Regions from separate parts of the Mus musculus genome. Here regions 1, 2 and 3 are each linked to region 4. The links are chromatin loops, found by intact Hi-C in ENCODE. Cell type or tissue: heart. All regions are shown on one strand. Region 1 overlaps 8430419K02Rik (a long non-coding RNA gene). Region 2 has its middle 140 kb from the start of Gm31268. Region 3 holds the start of Etaa1 (Ewing tumor-associated antigen 1). Region 4 has its middle 22 kb from the start of C1d.

Region 1 (5,000 bases), 1.6 Mb before region 4:
CAAAGACCCCAAGTAACCGGCTCCTACCACTGCTGCCTCCCGGCTCAGAGCAGAGACCAGACACTAGCAAAGTCCCTTTTCTGGCAGATCCGTGAGGCGCCACTGTGCCCCTGGAGACTCAGTTTCTTCTGGGGGGTGCGGGGAGGGAGGTGGGTGGGTGGTAAACAGCGTGTGCAAATCAAATCCGATTTTTGAGACGTGCATTTTCAGGTGTTCTAAAATGCGAATGGCAAGGTTTGTGTGCCCGTCTAGTGGGGGTGGACTAAGGGGAGGAGTCTCCCACTGCTTGCTTCAGTCTTTAATGTCTGAAATAACGAAATGTCTGTGTGGCAGCTGCTGCTAGAGCCAAAACTAACTCTTTGGAAGACGGAAAAGAGTGAAAGGCAAAGAAAGACTGTTCATTTTATTTTTTCCTTTGGTGCCTTTTGGGATGTCATCTGTTTCCTTGGCGACTGTGTTCAGCCCCCGGAGCCCCTGGGCTCCAGGATTGTTAGGGGGGGAAGCATGCTATTTCTGCACCGTCATTTATCACTGTCACAGCATAATGATTCCCCTTGCAGCCCCTTATTGATGTTTGTAATTGCATTATCTCATAAAGGAAGATGATCAATGAAACCAAGCCGTGCATTCTGGGGTCAGAGGAAGCCAAAGTACTGTTTGTCCCCTTTAATACAACAAGTACTCATTATCTTTAGGTCTGCATTCGAAAAATGATCTGATCTGGGGCTGACCCTGCCGGACATCCCAACACTTTCTAAAACGCGGTTTGTGTAACCTTTTGCTTAAATGCTAAATCAAGTACCTGTCTTGCATTTCAACGAAAGGAATGCTGAAAGAGAATGAGAAAAGCATCTCTTCCTTTTTTTCCCCCTCTCCGCCTGTATTTTGTTTTGTTTTTCCCCGGGGCGGGAGACGCATGATCTTCCCCAAGACCCGTGAGATTTTCCACTGTAACTCCTAAGAGCTGTACTGTAGGAAAGGCCCCATCAAAAAGGGATCTAATGAATGAGAGGAATTGGGAGTGAAGGGAAGCGAAGCCGCCAGAAGCTTCGAACAAGGTCGGTATAAAAAGTGCAGAATAAAACCACATCCGGTTTAATTAATAAGAGCAATAAACTGAAATAATTCCCCATGATTCTGTGCTTGCTTCTGCCTTTTACAGAGCTACAACTCTCCTCTTTAGATAAATGATGTGTGTGTCTGTTTGATTCTCAACAGTAACCAAATCAGTGGCATACTCTGTTTCCAAACCCACCTACAAACTTTAGCAAATAAAAAAGTTCATTTGTCCATTAAGGCAGTATTTAGTTGAGTAGCAATGTCCCACTAATACTGAATGGAGTACATGTAATCCCATGAAAATCAAGTCATCTCGTTGTACTGGAGTAAATAAAAAAAAATACAAAGGAGAAAAGATCCAAGTGTAATTTCAAACTAAATGCATTATTGGGCTGTCAGAGTGAAAACCTGATTGTTTGGGGTGGAAAGGAGAATATCAACTCAGCTCACATTTAACTTAAAGGTTCGAGGAAGGAGGTGTGAGCTCTAGATTTGGTTGTTCTTGTAATTTGTAGGAAGAGGAGAGGCTTAGACAACTCTAAATCGTTTAACGACAGAGTTAAGGGGAAAAAAGCTTATTCTTAAGCATTTCTATGCTGAAATGGAGTGCCCTCTCTTATGTTAATAAGATCACCAAAATAAATAAATAAATAACTAGGAAGGGAGGGAGGGAGAAAATAGGAAAAGAACAGAAAGAATAAATGTTTTCTTTTTTTTTTAAAGTGGTAAAACTCTAAATTAAGAAGTTAATGTTCTAAATGAAAAACCAAAATGGAAAACTTTCAGCATAGTTAACAAAAAGAATACTTAAAGTTTGTTTGAATAACCTGACACCTTGACATACAAGCTTACACTGAATGATCATAAAACAGAGAGATAAGATATCCCTTCGTGGAAAAAATATAACATTATTAAGCTAAAAAAGTTTTAATGTATTGTCCACCAAATTTTTCTTCCCAAGAAGAAACATTTATAAAATATTACCCAGAAATTGTCCAGGTACTTTGAAATGGGGTTCTGTGTTATTTATATATTCTGGCATTTTCCTGCCTTGAAAATGCTCACACTGAAATGGATGCGGAAGCCACACATATCTTTAGAATAAATTGTGCATTGTTAACATAAAATATTAAAGGAAAATAAACTTTGGGCTGTGGAGAGAGGATTTTTAGCACAAATACTTTGATTTTCAAAACACACAAGTGAAACCTCTTGGTTTTTAAACAATTGTTTCAAGGGTTTCTCTTTCTGGGTTGGGCATGTGGCATTATGCACATTTTCTATGTTTAATATTTAGTGTTATAGCTCACGGTTAAAATAATGAAAAATTAGTCTCGTTTCAGAAATTATTTATTTATGGACTGAACATGATTAAAACATAAACACACAAACTGCAGCTGCAACAGAAAAACCTTGATTTACGGTTATTAAATCTTTGGTGGCCGCGTTAATGTTTCTTTTTCTACCTTTCATTTGCATTTTAATCTATCGAATCTTTACAATTTTGCTGCTTCCTATTTCAATGATTGATTACAGATCTGATATAAGGGAGAGAGACACACAAAACAAGGTTAGCTTTTCTTCTTCCTTTCCGCGCTTTCTTTTTCTCCACCCCCCTCCCCCGCCCCCCCTTCCCCAGGCTGAATTTCGGAAACTTTCTCTCAATGCTAATGTAGACAGAACAAATTAATTCTGCTCTTTTAAATGTCAGGGGTATAAATAAAAAATGTTTTCTACCCCAAACGTGAATATTTTCCCAGACGATTTTCGAGTTCTAAAAGATCACCCCAGCAAAACGCAATTAACAAGGATGGACACATCACACCACACACACACACACACACACACACACACACACACACACACACACACACACACACACACACACACACACACAGAACCTGGATTAAAGAAAGGTGAGAAGTTCACCATCTTTTCAGTCTCTCTCTCTCTCTCTCTCTCTCTCTCTCTCTCTCTCTCTCTCTCTCTCTCTCTCTCTCTCTCTCTCTTTCTCTCTCCCTCTCTCTCTCCATGGGTTCTGTTTTTATCAGTGATCTAAGTCTCACACATAGGAACCTTGTTAGGTGGGGGGTTAGCTGTTTGAACCTGCTGCTGTCGAGGGACCTACAGTGTTGAGACAAAAGGGAAAGTCACGCAGGTTCGTCTCCTTTCTTTCCTCCCCATGCGGTAACTGTCCATTTGCCTCTAATCTCCCGCTCCCGCACCCTCCTCACAGGACACCCCAGCTCCGAGGGACGCTCGAAGTCCTTTCCTCCCGGTGCGCGTCACTTTTGGAGCTGCAGGGAGAACAAGTATGATTGTGCTTTGAAAAAGCGCCGGCGGGTCGGTGGCTCAGCTCCTTGCCCCCAGGGTGGAGGGCTCCTGGGGCTATTCGGGGCTCGGGCGAGGACTGGACTTGGCCTCACGCGCGGCGGCGAGTAGCTGCTAGGTCTGCGACCGAGAAACCAGCACGAGTTCCCAGGGAGCTCAGGTGTGAACGCAGCCAGCAGTCGAGGGGAACGCCCCTCCTATGCCCTGTGTCTCCCCCCCCCCCACCCCACTTCCCGCCCAAGCCTAGGTGCAGGACTAGGGGTGTCGCGGGTGCCGGGGAAGCGCGGTGTGGCGAGGTCCGATTTCCCAGGACTGCCCAGGCTGCCGGCGTTCGTGTCCACGCGTGGCGCACTGTGCCTGCGTGGAGCGCCAGCCAGAAAGTGGAAAGAGTGGGATCCCCAAGATCAGCCACCCCATACGGGAGAATTACTCTGGGCAAACTCCCCTTTTGCCTGGTACTGTATTTGCTCGCTGCGACCGAACTTGAGTGCATCCTTCCTCCCAGAGCCCCCATGGGTGGCTGCGACCCGGGGAGGGCGGGGATGTCTCCTTAATGGGACGCACAACGTAATTAAAATAAGAGAGGGGAAAAGAAAAGGATATTTGATCCGGCCTGGCCGACTCTTTGTGCTGAAGCAGATTAAGCAGCCGGGAATAGGAAAAACAGCAAGTCTTAGACAGGAAAAATTATTGTGTTCACGAAATATAAAAATGATCCGAGAGAGCTTCACCCTCAAGGGGTGAAGATAGATCCTTGTAAAAGAGTGAAAAGACAAGACTGGAAGATTTAAAGGGAAGGAAGCGACAGATTATTAAGAAAGTAATAGTAAGGTGTCCCACACAGTACAGTTTTATTGTTGGGTAGTAACTACCCGACTTATTTATTGCTGGGGCCATATAATAGAGGTAATGACCGCAAACTCAAGATAAATTCTTAGGCGCCCCGCCGGTCAATTCTTTTTTATTTAGGGGAGAGAGCCTGAAAGGTGAGCGTCGTCGCCTCCCCTCCTAGAAGATCCGTCTTGCTTTCTACTGCATTATAAGCATGACATGCAAATAAATAAACGCCGCCGGCTTTGCGTGGGGAGGCCTGCAGGATTTATTCTAGACGAAGGAGGAACATACACGGAATATGAATTTCCGCAGGAGCTTCGGAGTGATTCCTTCTCGCTTGCTTTCCGCCGCCCTCTGCTCTTGGTTTCCCTCCCTTCCCGTGGGAGCAGAGAGTCCCCAGATAAAAACATTAATATGTCATGTCTCAACTCCTTATTCCTTGACATATATGTCTGGGAGGAATAGGGGGTATTGCAGAATGCAAAGTGGGTCCCCAAAGCAGGATGCTTAGAGGGATTGAGTTTGACAAAAGAGAAGGTGGCTCGTAATTACAATGTACAGTGGAAGGAAATGGTATCAGGAGTATGCTGGTGTCATTTTGAAATATTCAAAATGGTCCGGAAGTTTGCAGTCCTGAATGTGGGGCAGGCCTTCATCAGCTGCATCTCTCTAAGGGAGTCTCCTGACTCTTTGGGACTTGCTCATCCTCCTTGGATTCTTTTCCCTGAATCCAGTCAAATACTCCTAAGGGAAGGCCTTAGCCGCTGAGCTCAGGT
Region 2 (5,000 bases), 180 kb before region 4:
GTAAAGCTATGAGAGAGTGACACTTGAGAACATGTAACCAGACAGACTTAATCACTGGAAGCAAGAACTAGAAAATCCTCAGAAATGAAGGAAGCAATTTTTCTCCCATCTCCATTTTGCTTTCTATGTGGAGGTCCTGCCTTCTCTTTCTCCTGTCATCTTCTCACTCCTCCAACACACCGCTCAATCTCAGTCCCGTTGGATGTGGCAGGAGTGAGGGAGTCGCATGACCAAGCACAGGGGTTAATTCATAGGTTTCGGTAATCTGTTGGCCTGGGCAGATTTCTCAAAGTGTGTCTACCACATTAGCACAAATGATTGCAAGGTTCAGAAATGAATATAAATTACGCATTAGCCCACAAGTAAGTACATCTTATACAAGACAAAACCATAGCAATTAGCAATGTGCTACAAAATGAAACACTCTTGTCTGTAATAATAAAAATAGGTTGAATTTGGCATACTCTCCTAAGGTCTCAGAGAGACAGTATCCGAGAACCACTTTTACACATAGATGAAATGCTTATGTGAAGGTGTTTAAAGAAGGACATGTGAGTGGTGGGATTGTTCTAGACAGACAGAAAGGGCAAAGAGGAAGTGAAAGCTAAGAAGACTACACTGTAGTGAGTGGTTGCAGTTAGAAAAGCAGTTTGTTTTCAAGTCCTTCTGGGAAACCATATGATATTGTGTGTTAAAAATCCCTAAGTATTAATAACTTTGTGGTTATCCCAATTAATATTTCTCCAAGAAAGAAATTGTGCTGTGAAAGCAATCATAAGCATCCCATGTTGCCTGAAAGAAAAAGGCAGACATGTGAATTATAGTACATCTACTTGGAAAGTTGTACATCCGTGGAAACAATGTTATAATATTGGTTATGTTATTATAACATTGTAATAATATTAGTTGTATATTATACATAGTTATAATAATGAAAAATGATTATTATAAATATTAGATGGTAGTCTGAGGAAATGCACATGAAAAAAATCCAAGCCTTCCAAAAGTAAGTTATAAAATTATGCATGTGCTATAACCAAAGTCATATTATACATATATTATAGTCAAGCTTTTGTTTCTGAAAGTTGCAAATGATGATTCCGTACAGCTGAGGATACCTGTATGAAAGAATCTCTACAGACTTCCTACGATGCGCAGTAGTATTTAATTTTTTGTTTTCATTTACATGCAACTGTTGTTTCAGCTCTTCAGCTTTCAGTCTTTCCCTAGAATGTGTCTTTTACGGGAGAAACGCAGCTTCCAGTAAGAGGCTGAAATTCCCGCCTTCCGGGAAAACCCGCAGAAACCCAAGCTCCCGGCGCTCAGTGGTGCTTCCTGGTTTCCACCCTCTGCCTCTAAGGCCATTGTGCTTGAAACTTGTTGGAGTGAAAGGAATTCCCGGAAGCCCCAAGTCAACGAAGAAAGAAGCCAGATCGCAGTAGCAGATGGTTCATCTTACAGCTTTCATTTATTTTCTTTACGTGCCAGGAGGGGGTTACATTATCGACTGGGAGGGTGACCACACCTCTCTTCTTTAGAAAATGCCTGCTTGGCACCGTGGCATTCACCCAAGAAAAGTGTCACATTCTTTTGTCCCAGAGGTCCAGAGAAAGCTCTATCAGGCGGTTTTTGTTTTTGTTGTTGGTTTAAAAAAAAAAAAAAAAAAAAAAAAAACAGTATAATTACCATAAAGAAACCCTTCTGTCTCAAAAACACAAGCTTCCCATACATGGTAAGATGAACTAGACGTTATTTCTCTGCACAGCAAAAAAAAAAAAAAAAAAAAAAAAACCTTTTGGCCCACCCTACAAGCCATTTATGGGTTTGATTAAGGCCCACGGGTGTCTCTAACTTATTTATTTAGGAAACACTGTTATTGTCTTAATGTAAACCCAGTTCAGGATCAGTTGACAGTTGGAAAGCTGCGGCAGAGGGTTTTCAAAGGCGCCTCCTTGGAAAGGGGCTCTCCATTCAGCTCCAGTTTCTGAGTCGTACTGCCAGCTCTGCTCAGAAAATAAACAAATGTTTGTTTTACAACATGGCAAAGGGGGCTCCCATTCATCGTGGGCCAGATATGAAAACAAACTTCCACGTATAAGGGCTTTTGATACACATGACTTACTTGGATGACAAGAGGCTCACTGGGGAGTGCTTAAAGCTTATTAATATTGCACAAAAGACTTTTGTTTATCATTTCCCTGGACTGCCTGGGAATCACAGATTCAAGCCGCCACCCGGCTGGTGTCCTAGCATTTTAGCTGCCTTTAACGTGTGCAGATTGTGAAAGTACTGCTGGTTTGGAGCCAAACACAAACTCTCCACCAAGCCAGGTGAAAGAACTCAGAACTGCAGGGTTCTAAGAACCAAGGTTGGGATTGAAATTAAAGAGAGAGCAGAGGGGAGAGAGCTCCCTCTACAGGTAAAAAACTAGATGCCTTGCATCTACCTGCTTGGAAACCAGTAACTTCCAGAAAATTTGGAATCCATGGCCTGTCTAAAGAGACATTTCACCTCCTATTTAAACAGTCTACGCCTACAAGCTCTACTCTTCAGACAATGATCATAATGAAAAATCCTCTCTTGAGGCATCTGTTTACTAGGAAGGTGTGCAATGAGGTATAACCGATGTCATCTCCACCTCCCCTGTAATCTAGTAACCACAAGCTACTTGTGGCTGTGCTTAAATAATGCTGGATCGATGGATACAAAAGCAAAGAGTTTAAGGGGAGGATTGTGCTGTGAAGGGTGCAAATTAGCTTTTTTTATACCTATTACATACTTAGAAGATATTTGTAATAATTGGATTAAATTTAAAAATAATTAAATCAATTTCACCTGTAGTTTTTTCCCCCATGTTTTTAATATGACTACCAAAAAATAAAATTACTTATTCATCATCTATTTCTATAAGTGTTGGCCTAGATAATTAGGGTATAGTATCATATCAGAGCTAAAGCCTGTGGGATCTTTGATTTGTGCTAGTTTAGTTGATTCCTTTTTTCTGGTGCTGGGGTTATAACCCCGAGTCAGGAAAGTGTTCAACCACTGAGCCACAGCCACAGCCACAGCCACAGCCACAGCTCACTCACATTCTCTTGCCTTAAACATGCCCTTTCCACCCACAAACTGAATTTCTGAAAGCTAAAAGGATTTTTTAAAAAGTTTTAATGCAAACATCTCTATTTAAAGTCTTATCAAAACATGAGCAAACTTGCAGTCTGTGTGTGCTGAGAAGTGTCATAAGAAAGGGCATATTTTCTCTCTATAGTTCCGATTCTCGCGGCCATGCCCTTTGCTTTTTAATTGCAAGTTACTCCAAGAGAAAGAAATTCCTTCTACTAGAATAGACTTGAAGAATTGCTTTCAGGTCACTAGACAGTAGATATTTGCTTCCTCCCTTTTTTAGCTGGCAGCCTTACCCACCTACCTAGTCAGTCTCCTTTGTGAGTGATCATTAAGATTTGTGAGATAAGCAGGATTATACGAGAAATATGTGCCTTTAGGGTTAGCCTACCTAACTCTCCACTATTAAGACCAATAGGCAACATAGCCACCTTAATTATTCCTTCGAAGAATTCTTAAAATTGTTAGTCTCCTGCTACTTCTCTTCGCTCTCCTCCTGCTCTCCTGCTTTTCACCCCTCTTCCTCCTCCACCCCCTCCTTCCTTTGCATTAGTTATGTGCCTTTTCATCTGCTAGGTAAAGAAAGAAATCTCTTTAGAATGTTTTCTATATAGATGGTATTTCATCTATTCTTTAAAACACACAAAACTTTTATAACAAAAAAAAAATAAAACAAGCAAAAAAAAAACTGTGACTACATTTGTTTATTTCCCAAAATTTATGTGTTGCATCTTAAGTGCCCATGTGAGCTGTCCTTATTTCTGGTATGAAGAGAGAAATTAGTAAAGCAGACAACAAATTTGCTCATATACAAAAGCTACATAAGCAATGAACTTCAAATGAGTAGTCTGTTTTGTGCTCCTAGAATCTTACCAACTAGTGCATTCTTTCCTGAAAGGCAATGCCAATCATTGGCAAAGGGCATGAAATAATGATATTAGGGCGAGAATTGCCCTCCACCCTACTTTATGAAGACAACCTAATGGTACCAGGAACTACCTTGGTAAACATGTTCAGATTCACCCTTCCAATGCTGCACCCACAGACCTACCCGTAAGCAGATTAGCAACATCTCTATTCAGCTTCCCTTGGCACACTGCCTCAAGTTAATGCTATTTATTTCACTTTACAAAATGTACAAAATATCTCTGAATGACACTGAAGACACAGCAAGGTAGTGATGATGCGATTATTTCTGAAACATCTCCTGTAATTTAGTCTTAAATTTTTATCAAAAGGTTACACAGTTCCATATACTACACTGATGAAGAACACAGGCAGCGTGAGCCAAGAACGTGGTTCATGTCTTTTGAACCTCTTTCATCACAGGAATCAACCAAAGGGACTTGAGATGAGCAAAGCAGATTGCAGCCACCATTTTGATATTACAGATGAAACCGCTGGTGTAAACTCCAATGAATAAGCGCTTTAGTTATAAACTGGAATGAACGTGGGCTTCTACTGAATAGCTACATAGAGCAAAAACTGAACCAATAATGAAGCCCCTCATCCTTTTGCCAAAGAAAGTAAAGAGGGGCTGCAGTTCCACCAATTGAGCCGTGTGTCTGGGCTGCAGTGCTCAGAGGCCACTATCGCAGGACAGGATATTCACTGAAGGTATTCACTGGATGCTTTTCCATCTGACCTTATTATTCTGGTATGGCTGCCAGCACCTTATAATCCCAGCACTGTATTCACCAGCAATTCTGCTGCTCATTAGCAGAAGCTGAGTCCAACTTCACTCTTGTAGGGGCTTGTGAATCAGCACGGACCAGCAGACAGTATTTCCAGGATCTAGCTGCAAAGAAACAAGGGCGGTACTCACGGGGTGGAAGGTATTTGTAGCAGTTAAAGTCTGCATTCATGTGCTGTGAGTA
Region 3 (5,000 bases), 670 kb before region 4:
TTTCTGCCTCTTGTGTCTTTATTGGCATAAATATATTTTTTCTGTCATGATGACAGTATACATAATTTTATAAAATAAAAACTATTTTACAATTAAAAATAGAACCAATTTGATTTGATTTAGGGATATGGATTGAGACAAAGTCACCTCATTTTTTTCCATGTGTGATTCATATCGATGTAAATTATATATAATCCATATATATAATACACATATAAATGTACTTTTTCAGTTATCATTTGTATTTTCTGAGATAAGATCACTCAATATAACCCAGGTGGCCTCAAACTCTCAATCCTCCTGCTTCTGCCCTCTGCATGCTGGGAGGATTGCACATATGAGCTACCATTCCATCTGGCTATACTGTTTATCTCCCATAGTCCTTCCTCATTATTTAAATGGCTTTTATTTGTATTATACAAAGCCTGTACTTAGGTGTAAGTCAGTGCTTCCACCTAAGCACTTTATCTGTCCCATCCATTTATTTGTCTGTCCCTTCACCGCTAGAACATTGTTGTAAGTCTTAACCACTCTCCTGACATTTGGGTGAGATTCAGCTTCATTATGCTTCAAGAGATCAAGAAATTTCTTGTCTCTTTTTCCTTTTTCATTCCATGTCTTAGAGTAAAGGTATCCTCCCTTTGCACAGGCATGTGCCTCCCGCTCTGAGACTAAGGGCATCAGCACTGACTATACACCAGTTTGGGAAGAATTGACTCTTTAACAGTAGTGAGTGACACAGACCACAAACACAGCATAGCCCTTTTTATTTTGGCCTTCAATTTATTTCTAAGGTGTTTTATAGTTCTCTCTGTAGAGTTGGCACTCTTTTGTTTTACTATTTATCGCAAATCATATTCTTTAAAAACTTAGAATTTGGTTTATTACTAATCTATTAAAGCACAATTAACCTCCGAGTTTCACTTTATTTGGGGCATGGAAGAAGGCACAACTACGCTGATGATTCTGTTCAGGACCTAGACCTGTGGTCCTAGCACTGACAAGCTTGAGACAGGAAGACCAGGAGTTCACAGCGAGACTGCATTAAATAAGGAGGCAGGGCACACATAAGACACTGTCTGAAAAACAAAAAGACAGACACACTTCATGATAAGGAAACTGGAGTGTTACAGATATAAAACCAAATAATCTTTATGGCTATCTTTAGTGCCCTAAGTAGCCATTAAGGACCCAGCTGTCAGGATTGGCATCCTGAAGGCTAGCAGGTAAAAACTTTGGAATGCACTGTTACCAGATCACTAACTTCCATCAACGAAAGGATGGGTCTCATAAATTATATCCTTACCTAAAGCCTATGGACGAATCATCTCCTGCTTTGCTGTAACCCACCTACTACCTGTTGTCCCCAACAAAGCGCCTGGCAAATGCTTTGTTTTTTGTTCTGTGACTGTTAAAGTCTGTGCGATTGCTTTTATATTGAAACATGTTTTTAGGCCAACCTGAATCAATGCTCCCTGGCCATGGAAATTATTACTTGATTCAAAATAAACACTATTTTATTCCTACTAAGATGACAGCTCTGTTTTGCATGTACAGTTTCCAGCGACTGTTAGTTTATTAAATTAATACGTTTTCCTACATTTTGGAGCTACGCACATAACAGAACATCTATGAACTATTGCGTTTATTACCTCCTAAACTATAGTCTTTATTTTCTCATATTATCGAATAACACACCATCATTTGAATCTTAGAAATAATCAATTAAATTTTAAATTCAATAAGAATCTGTCATTGTATATGAACTCTTTACTGTCTCACATACCAAGTTCCTGTCACAGATCCAGAAAAGGGTCCTGCAGTTCCTGCTAAGTTGGACGAGTCTGATGGTAGACCTCAGAAAACTCCTGTTTCCTCAGCCCTGGCCGCAGCCTTCTAACCCCGCCCCTCACACTGACGCAGCCAATCCGCACCATGCGTAGTAACCCGCCCCTAGACGGAGGCAGCCAATTAGAAGCAGCGTATTTTGCGCGCCCGACTTGCAAAGATGGCGCTGCACGGTGGCGCGCGGGCTCTCTGTCGAGCAGTTGCCCTGCTCCGCTGTAGCAAAATGTGAATGCAGCTGAAGGACGGTGGCACGGGAATGAGTCGGCGAAGGAAGCATGCGGACAGCCCTGCCCGGAGGAGCACGCCGCACAGGGCGGCTGCTAAGAACTGCCGCCCGGCGGCAGAGCCGTGGCTGCGGGAGTCCAGGGCGGCCTGCAGCTCCCAGCTCCGCCGGGCGGGAACGCGGTCTGCGCGGCGGGCGCAGCGGCAGGCAGCGGCTGACGGCGGGCGCAGTCCCCGGGGTGAGGAGAGGGCGGGGAGCGGAGCCTGGCGGTGCAGACCGGGCGGGAGGCCTGGGGCTGCAGAGCCGAGTCCGGTAAACCGGGCCTTTTCTGAACGTCTGGTTGTGGGCGGGGCCTGTGCCGTGGACTGTGTTCCGGAAACTGGGCACCTACGCTGGTTGTTGTTGTTTTCCTCGCTGTTTTGTTTTGCAAAAAGGGCCACCTCAGAAACCGTAGTGTGCTCCCGGAACTTGCTAGGTGTAACATCCGGTTAGCCCAGCAAACCGATGGCGCGTTCATTTCTGTAAACTTGGAGTTAAGAGATATCTATCCCAATAAGGACCAAACTCATAACCTCTATCCTAGGGTGTGTCCGTAAAATACAATGTCTGTTACCTTGCTTGTTTCTGCTATGAATAAAACGAGGCTGGGAAAGAAAAATAACATTGTAAACCTTCAAGTGATTCTAGACAGAGCTTCCCTAGAAACAAATCACTATTGGTTTTGGGGTGTATGGAGTAAAAAAAAAATTGGGTCGAGTTTACAGGAGGGGCCTTGTGAGAGTTTAGCTTGGCTTTCTGTTTGGATGCATTTCCTGTACATCTGCTGACGTCATGGAGGTACCTAAAGCCTGGTGATAGTAATTCAGTGATCAGATGGTATCATTCCTGGGCCTATGGAATTTTCAAAGAACACTTCCTAACTACAGTGCTAAACTTATGAAGTATTAAGATATTATTTTCATTGAAACATTTCTATTGTGGTTAAAGTAACTGTCTTTAGGAGACAAGCTTTGTATTGGACATGAAAATTAATTGTTTGACTTTAGCTTTTATGAAGTAACGTAACACTTAGAAGCAATGATTGTCATCTTATGCAGGAAAGGAGACGCCAGTACAAATCGTGAAAATGGATTTATTATCCTGTACCTTCAGTTCTCCAAATGATCCAGATGGACAAACTGATATCTTCTGGGATCAAAATTCTCCAATGACAAAGCAGTTAGGTAATCTGTTGTTATTTTTATGTGGGTAGGTGCTTGAAGAATTATTGTCGGTAAAATTTTAGTCTGGTAACATCATAATACAACGGTTTTGGGTTTTTTGTTTTGTTTTTTAGAACCTCATGTGTGATTTTTCTGTCTGATTCTAGGGTGGAGTCATTAAGTTGTACTGATTACAATTGTTTCCTAAAAAGTGACAACTGATTTTAGAATTCTTGGTCTAAAATTCATAGAAATGTCTTGTTTCTTTAGGTAAAGGAAGAAAAAAGCAGATTTCCAGTGCATACAGTGATGAGATTTCACATATTGTTAACCGTATTGCTCCTCAGGTAAGTATGGCAAATCTCATAGTTTATCAAACAGCAAAGATTGTATGTGGTGTACTTGCGTGGTTCTTTCATATGTAAAGTAACATGTTTATAGAGCAACCAAGGTTACATTTGGCTTTTCTGACTGCATGCCTTGAAAAAAGGAACAAACTGTAGAATGTGCAATATGGTCATATATCATAATCCATGGGAGATGGTTTCATGACCCCTTTGGATAACCAAATCTCCTGATTGTGAAGTTCTTTGCATAAAGTGGTGTGGTTTTGTATGGTACCCTGTGTGTGGCTGTCTCTCCTTTTCTTCATTTATTCTTTCATTCATGTGATAATGCTGAAACTCAAACTTGGGGACTCACTTTTACTGGGCCTGTGCTCTGCCACAAAGCTAGCCTCCATTCCTTCCCAATTGTTTAAGTCATCTCTAGGTTATTTATTCCTTAAATAATGTAGTTAGTTGCTATGGTGTACTGAAGTTTTTATTGTTTGTGCTTTATTGATTAGTGTCAGTCATAAGTGCCACAGTAGAGAGAGAAGCTCACCAAGGTGCTAAATCTTCATTTTCGAAAGAGCAGAGGGGTTCAGCTTTCTTGGGAAAGACTGACACCCAGCTAGCTCACTCCAGTTACTTTATTCAAACATTATGCAAGGTTAATTGGGGCTGGGAAAGGTTCCAGCTGCCTGTGGCAGACAGCCCACTCAGATCTCCATCCCTTTTGGCCACAGCCAGCCATAATCAAAAGTAAGAACTCAAGATGTGCCAGGAGTGTCTTAGGACCAAGGTTGGTGTAGCTGCCAGCAAGCTCACAATGAGCAGACTCACTAGCGAGACATTTCTTCCAGGTTTCAGCAGACTCAAAACAGTTTCTCAGCCTTTACTGATTGACCAAAACATGGCAGAGGCTTTGCTGAAGCGTTTCACTCTGAGCCAGACACAAGGGCTTTACTGTGCATATCTCTACCGTGCTTCTTCATTGTCCGTAGTAAAAAGTTTCCCTCTTGCAGTTTCTTTTCTTAGTATTCTTAACGACTTAGAAAATCATCCAGGAACACTGTAAAATCAGGGAGGTCGCTGGATTTAGATGTAGCCCTTATGAAGCCTCTTGTGCTGTGACACCTAGGGAGTCCGTTAAATGTTCCTAACCCAATCCACTCAACCATAAAGTAGAATTATTACCAGCTTTGCTTTCTTCAGTGGATTATTAGGATTAAGGTGCATAAAATCTTAATGCTAATGGTGATTTACTTATTTTAGGTTTTTTTTTTCTTTAGTTTTTGTGCCCCTTGAGTGAAGAAGTTTCAATCATTTATCACAAAAGAGTCCAGTAACTGATTCCTTTTATTAGTCCTGAGTTTCTTTTCTGTCTTTTTCTTACTTATTTTT
Region 4 (5,000 bases):
TGTATGTGCATGTATGTGTGCATGTGTGTATGTGCATGTGTGTTTGTGCACGTGTGTATGTGCATGTGTGTATGTGCACATGTGTATATGCATGTTTGTGTGCATGTGTTTGTGCATGTGTGCATGTACACGTGAGTATGTGCATGTGTGTATGCATAAGTGAATGTTTGTATTCACATATGTATATGCACTTGTGTGTAATATGTGTGCACATGTGTGCATGTACATATGTATAAATATTATTCAGCTCTAAAGAAAAATATAACCACAAAATAAGCAGGAGATAGAATGACATAAAAAGTAAGTGACAGCCGGGCAGTGGTGGCACACGCCTTTAATCCCAGCATTTGGGAGGCAGAGGCAGGCGGATTTCTGAGTTTGAGACCAGCCTGGTCTACAAAGTGAGTTCCAGGACAGCCAAGACTACACAGAGAAACCCTGTCTTGAAAAAAACAAAAACAAACAAACAAACAAACAAAGTAAGTCTCAGAAAGAAAAACTGAATGTTCTCCTTCATATGTGAAATCTAGCCAGGTGTGTGTGTGTGTGTGTGTGTGTGTGTGTGAAATGTACACGTGGGCAAGGTATAAATGCAGAAAAGAGAACAAGAAAGGCTCCATATTAGAGGAATAAGAAGGACTGAATAAAAAATCCCTCAGCCATGTCAGAGGATATAAAGTTTTGCTACTTCTAACTCTACTGTAGACTGTTAGAGGTTGGGGTGGATACGATACAGTCAAGAGTGGAAGTCTGAGATCCTGCGTGATGCTTTAGAACGGCTACTCTGTGTAGAAGAGGCTCGCTGAGATGCGTTGACTCTGGGTTTGTTTAAAGTCAATATGTGATTTTTTTTTATTTGCAAGGTTTTTATTGCAATGTTCATTTAAAAACAAGGATTATCCTAAAGTGCAGTTGAAATTCTTGAGAGAATGGGAAGGCCTATTTTTATAGAGATTTCAATTGTCCAGAAAATAAAAAGCAATTTTTTAAATTTTGTATCTGACTGTAAATGATTACACATTCTTGAGGTTTCACAAACAACTTAGACAGAAAAAAGCTAAGCATTTGAAAATGTGTTGTAGAACCTTCAGGGACACACTGTGGTGATTAGTGTTGATTGGCAAGTAGACCGGGTCTAAATTTACCTAGGGAAACGGGCCTCTGGACGAGCCTGCAGGCAGGGGTGGGGGAGCGGTTGGGGGGGGGGGCATCTATAACGCAGAACTCAGAGTAAGCAGATCCACCTACTGACCTACTGAGGTTGGCACCATTTCCTGTCTGGGATCCGGACAATATAAGTAGAGAAAGGATCTGAGCAGCGGTGGCATTCATTCCCGTCCCCTCCTGCTTGTGGGTACCATGTGACCCGCTGCCTCAAGCTCCTGCAGCCATCATGTTTCCACCATGAAAGGCCTTAAACTGTGAGCCACAGGAAACCCCACCCCCCTTAAGTCACTGTCCTCAAAGTACTTTTTAACAGTAAGAGAAAAAGAAACCAACATGTACATATTACTCAAATCTGTCCGGGAAGTAACATTTTAAAGCAGATTCCTGTCTAGTAAGAAAATCATCAAACTCTATTTTTCTCAAAGTATGATGTTTAAAGTAAATTATAAAGAAAGGTAATTCCCTACCAATGTTCCTGGACGTTCAAACTCCCAGTTCACACGCCTTTACTGAACAACCTTTAGGGGTGGGGTGGGGAGGGCTATCTCACTTGCGTGTCATTTTCTTTACTACTATAAATATAAAAATCGATTTCATAGAAATCCTGGGGAATACTCATGGGAACTAACAGAAACTTCTTAAAGGAAAATTTTAGGTTATGGTTTGTATATTAATAAAATATAACTTTGATACTTAAGGTACCAAATATTCAATCAATATTTGTCTGGGTATTGTTTGTAACAGTTACGCGTTCTGTAATTTAATTTAATTTTGAGACACGGTGTTACATATGCAGGATGGCCTAGAACTCACTTTGTGGTGTATAGACCTTGACCCTCCTGTCTCTGCACCAGTTTTTTATACAGTGCTGGGTGTCAAACCCGAGGCTCATGATTTCAGACAAGCACTCTAGCAACTGAGATATATACCCAGTCCCATCAAGTTTTAATCACTTTTTTTTTCCTGTCTTCCATGAAATCCAAAAATAGTTTCTACTTCGTTTTTAAGAACACAGTGCAAAACAGGCAACCTGCGTTCTCTTGCTGCCACCTAGTGGTCGAGATTAGAAAGTGCAACCGTGATAAATCAGACGGGTGAGCATTACTGTGTAACTACATAAAAACGACTCATACACAGTCTTTTTTAAAAAAAAAAAAGACAAAAAAAAGAAAAAAATCCTTCTTTAATGTAAAAAAAACCCTTAATGAATAATTTCAATTTGATAATACTGCTTTGTATTGCTCGAAACGACCCTGTATGTTAAGTTCATTTGAACACAGAGAAACCTAGCTTCCTCCTTTCTGAGGCATAAAGTTGCTACTCAATAAACAGGAGCAGACAGTAAGCAGTAATAAACACTTATGTTCCCCAACTACATTGTTACTAGTTGTTCCATCAAATGATAATCACAAACAAATTAAATAGAAAACAGATTTGAAAGTATGAACTGTAGTCAATGACCTCAGGTTTTCTATAAACAGCTTGTTCTATATGACCAGCAGGAATGGGAACCATTAAGTCCAAGGAATGGATTAATTTCCTGAGAGAATGGTGACATTTGAGATAAGGTCTTTTGTGGTCCAGGTAGCCTTGAACTTGCTACATAATCAAAAACCCTGATCCTCCTGTCTCCACTTTTGGGATTACGGGTATCTGCCATGATTCGTTCTTGCTTCAGAAAGAATTACTTTGGTTTTGGTAGTGTTGTTGTTGTTGTTGTTTCGGTGGCAGTGGTGATGATGATGGTGGTGGTGGTGGTGGTGGTGGTGTGTGTGTGTGTGTGTGTGTGTGTGTGTGTGTATCACAGACAACCTTGGGTGTCAATCTTCATGCTGTTTGAGGCAGGATTTCTTTTCTTGTTTCCTGCTGCAGTGTTCCAGAGTCCCCAAGATTTTGAACTTCTCCCATCTCTACCTCCAATCTCACCATAAAAGAGCTAGGGCTACAGACACATACTCTATCTCCAACTTTATGAAGTTTCTGGGGGATTCAAACTCAAATCTTAGTTCTTGTGCAGCAAGAACTTCACCCACTGAGCCGTCCTCCTAGCCCGGAATGTCTTATGAGGAGTGTGAATGGATATGGTTTGCCTCCTGAATGGGTAAAGTTGCCTGAGCTGGAGAACAAAGTGTCAGACAGTTTTACAGTTGTTATTCTATTTCCTCCTTACTGATAACATAGCAAAGCACAGTACCAACAACGTGACATGGTGCCAATGATGCTTGGAGGTTAGTATATGCATGTAATTCTGGCACCATGGAGAACCAAGGTAATGCTACCTAGAGGGGATTTGAACCTGCAAGGCACCTTTGCTGAATCAGCAAATGGCTCCCCGGAGAGGCTCGGGTGTTCTCCACCAAGACTCTTTTACAGGTAGTTCATTAAAAAAGCTTAAGCCCGGGCTGGCGAGATGGCTCAGTGGTTAAGAGCGCCGACTGCTTTTCCGAAGGTCCAGAGTTCAAATCCCAGCAACCACATGGTGGCTCACAACCATCTGTAACGAAATCTGATGCCCTCTTCTGGAGTATCTGAGGACAGCTACAGTGTACTTACATATAATGAATAAATAAATCTAAAAAAAAAAAAAGCTTAAGCCCAGGACAGGAGTGGTGAGGGCAGCAGCTCCCTCATAGACTCCCATGCTGGTCTTACTCAGCATCATCTTAGACAACATCTGTCTATGTCTGTTACCTTACCTGTGAGTAGAAAATCGCTTCCACTTTAGCTGGTTTGTTGGACCACACGGGAGAGAATACAATGGCTAGTAAGAGGGATGTTTGTTAACCACTGCAAACCCACGTCCTCACACATGGGTGCCGATATGACAATAAGTCCGGAGGCTTTGATGGAGGCAAGCACAGGAATAGCTTAGGCACCTGGGACCCTAATGAGCTTGGGCTATACACACCACTTTCCTAATACACCTAGCAACCTCAGCCATGCATCTGCACATACAACTCATTTCCAACCCTGCAAAAAAGTCTCTTTTTCATTGCAACTCCCTAGTAACCCTCCTATTTAGAATTTAGAACATGCCCTGGAACATATCCAGAGACTGCAGACAGGAAGCCAACGTAGTCTGCACTGGATTTGGGTGTATGCACACAGTAAGGCAAACTGTGCTCTCTGAGTGGACTTTTAGAGAGCCCCGATTTACCACATTGTGCCTATGTATGGTATATGTGCACGGGAGTAGAAGCAGATGCATCATGTGAAAGGACACATACCATGAATGCAGCCTACATAACCAAGCCTGTCAATCAATCAAGAGAAGCATCCACACTCTGCCCCTTAGCTACCAACTCCTCCTGTGCCCCATAACAGGAAGCCCAAACAATAAGCAATGCTCTTAGGCACTCTGGCTCAAGCCATCTGCTGTTCTCTTACAGAGTCTCCTACACTGCCCCTTTAAATAAAATTCCTTAGTGCCTTGCTATTTGTATGGACTGTTTCAATTCTTTGCATAAGATGCCAAGAATTTGAAAACATCTCATCCAGACAGGACCACTGGCAACAGCTTTGAGCTGTGAGAAGACATGGGTGAAGTGTCAGTGCCTATTGGTAAATGAAAGTAGCCGATCTGAAAGTGTGACACACAAACCCCAGTGAACACATACAGAAGTCCCATTCAGAGCAAACGGTAGATGGAATGTGCCCTGTTCCATTGTAAGCCGTTTCTTAAACTTAATGACCTATACCTTAACTACAGATATCAATAAAAGAAAAGCACTGTGCCTGGGTCTCACCTGTGTCAATGACAACTGGATACCTGAGATAACATTTATTCTATTTTAGTCATTGTCTCATAAGAAAGAGAAAGAGTGCTCAAGTCG

The links. Hi-C counts contacts between places; a loop is a spot of excess contacts. Peaks named below come from ENCODE experiments on the same cell type or tissue, not always from the same donor. Only the 100,000 strongest peaks of a DNase experiment are listed, where the experiment ranks them.
Region 1: a loop joins it to region 4, with 5 times the contacts of the local background. A loop is called at or near these places in 7 of 42 quality-filtered maps.
Region 2: a loop joins it to region 4, with 4 times the contacts of the local background. A loop is called at or near these places in 6 of 42 quality-filtered maps.
Region 3: it touches region 4 in a loop (2.6-fold over the local background); 2 of 42 quality-filtered maps call a loop at or near these places.

What each region holds. Positions count from the first base shown.
Region 1 is chr11:18,870,219-18,875,218 of GRCm38, reverse strand. It overlaps 8430419K02Rik (a long non-coding RNA gene), which reads left to right. Exons shown (of 4, transcript XR_003949854.1): 1 at 1-3,217. Among named protein-coding and RNA genes, the nearest start is that of 8430419K02Rik, 4.9 kb to the left of the region's middle. In heart, no CTCF peak of the experiment used is centred here; no DNase peak of the experiment used is centred here; H3K4me3 peaks cover 3,772 bases; H3K27ac peaks cover 3,433 bases; H3K27me3 peaks cover 526 bases.
Region 2 is chr11:17,457,511-17,462,510 of GRCm38, reverse strand. No RefSeq gene overlaps it. Among named protein-coding and RNA genes, the nearest start is that of Gm31268, 140 kb to the right of the region's middle. In heart, a CTCF peak has its summit at 2,420 (motif pointing left); no DNase peak of the experiment used is centred here; H3K4me3 peaks cover 524 bases; H3K27ac peaks cover 964 bases.
Region 3 is chr11:17,950,872-17,955,871 of GRCm38, reverse strand. It overlaps Etaa1 (Ewing tumor-associated antigen 1), which reads left to right and starts at 1,997. Exons shown (of 6, transcript NM_026576.4): 1 at 1,997-2,309; 2 at 3,169-3,294; 3 at 3,544-3,620. The coding sequence starts at 2,078. Etaa1os (Ewing tumor-associated antigen 1, opposite strand) reads right to left here and starts at 1,902. Exons shown (of 3, transcript NR_131915.1): 1 at 1,787-1,902. In heart, a CTCF peak has its summit at 2,012; a DNase peak (open chromatin) is centred at 1,941; H3K4me3 peaks cover 1,976 bases; H3K27ac peaks cover 1,294 bases.
Region 4 is chr11:17,277,275-17,282,274 of GRCm38, reverse strand. No RefSeq gene overlaps it. Among named protein-coding and RNA genes, the nearest start is that of C1d, 22 kb to the right of the region's middle. In heart, a CTCF peak has its summit at 2,217 (motif pointing left); no DNase peak of the experiment used is centred here.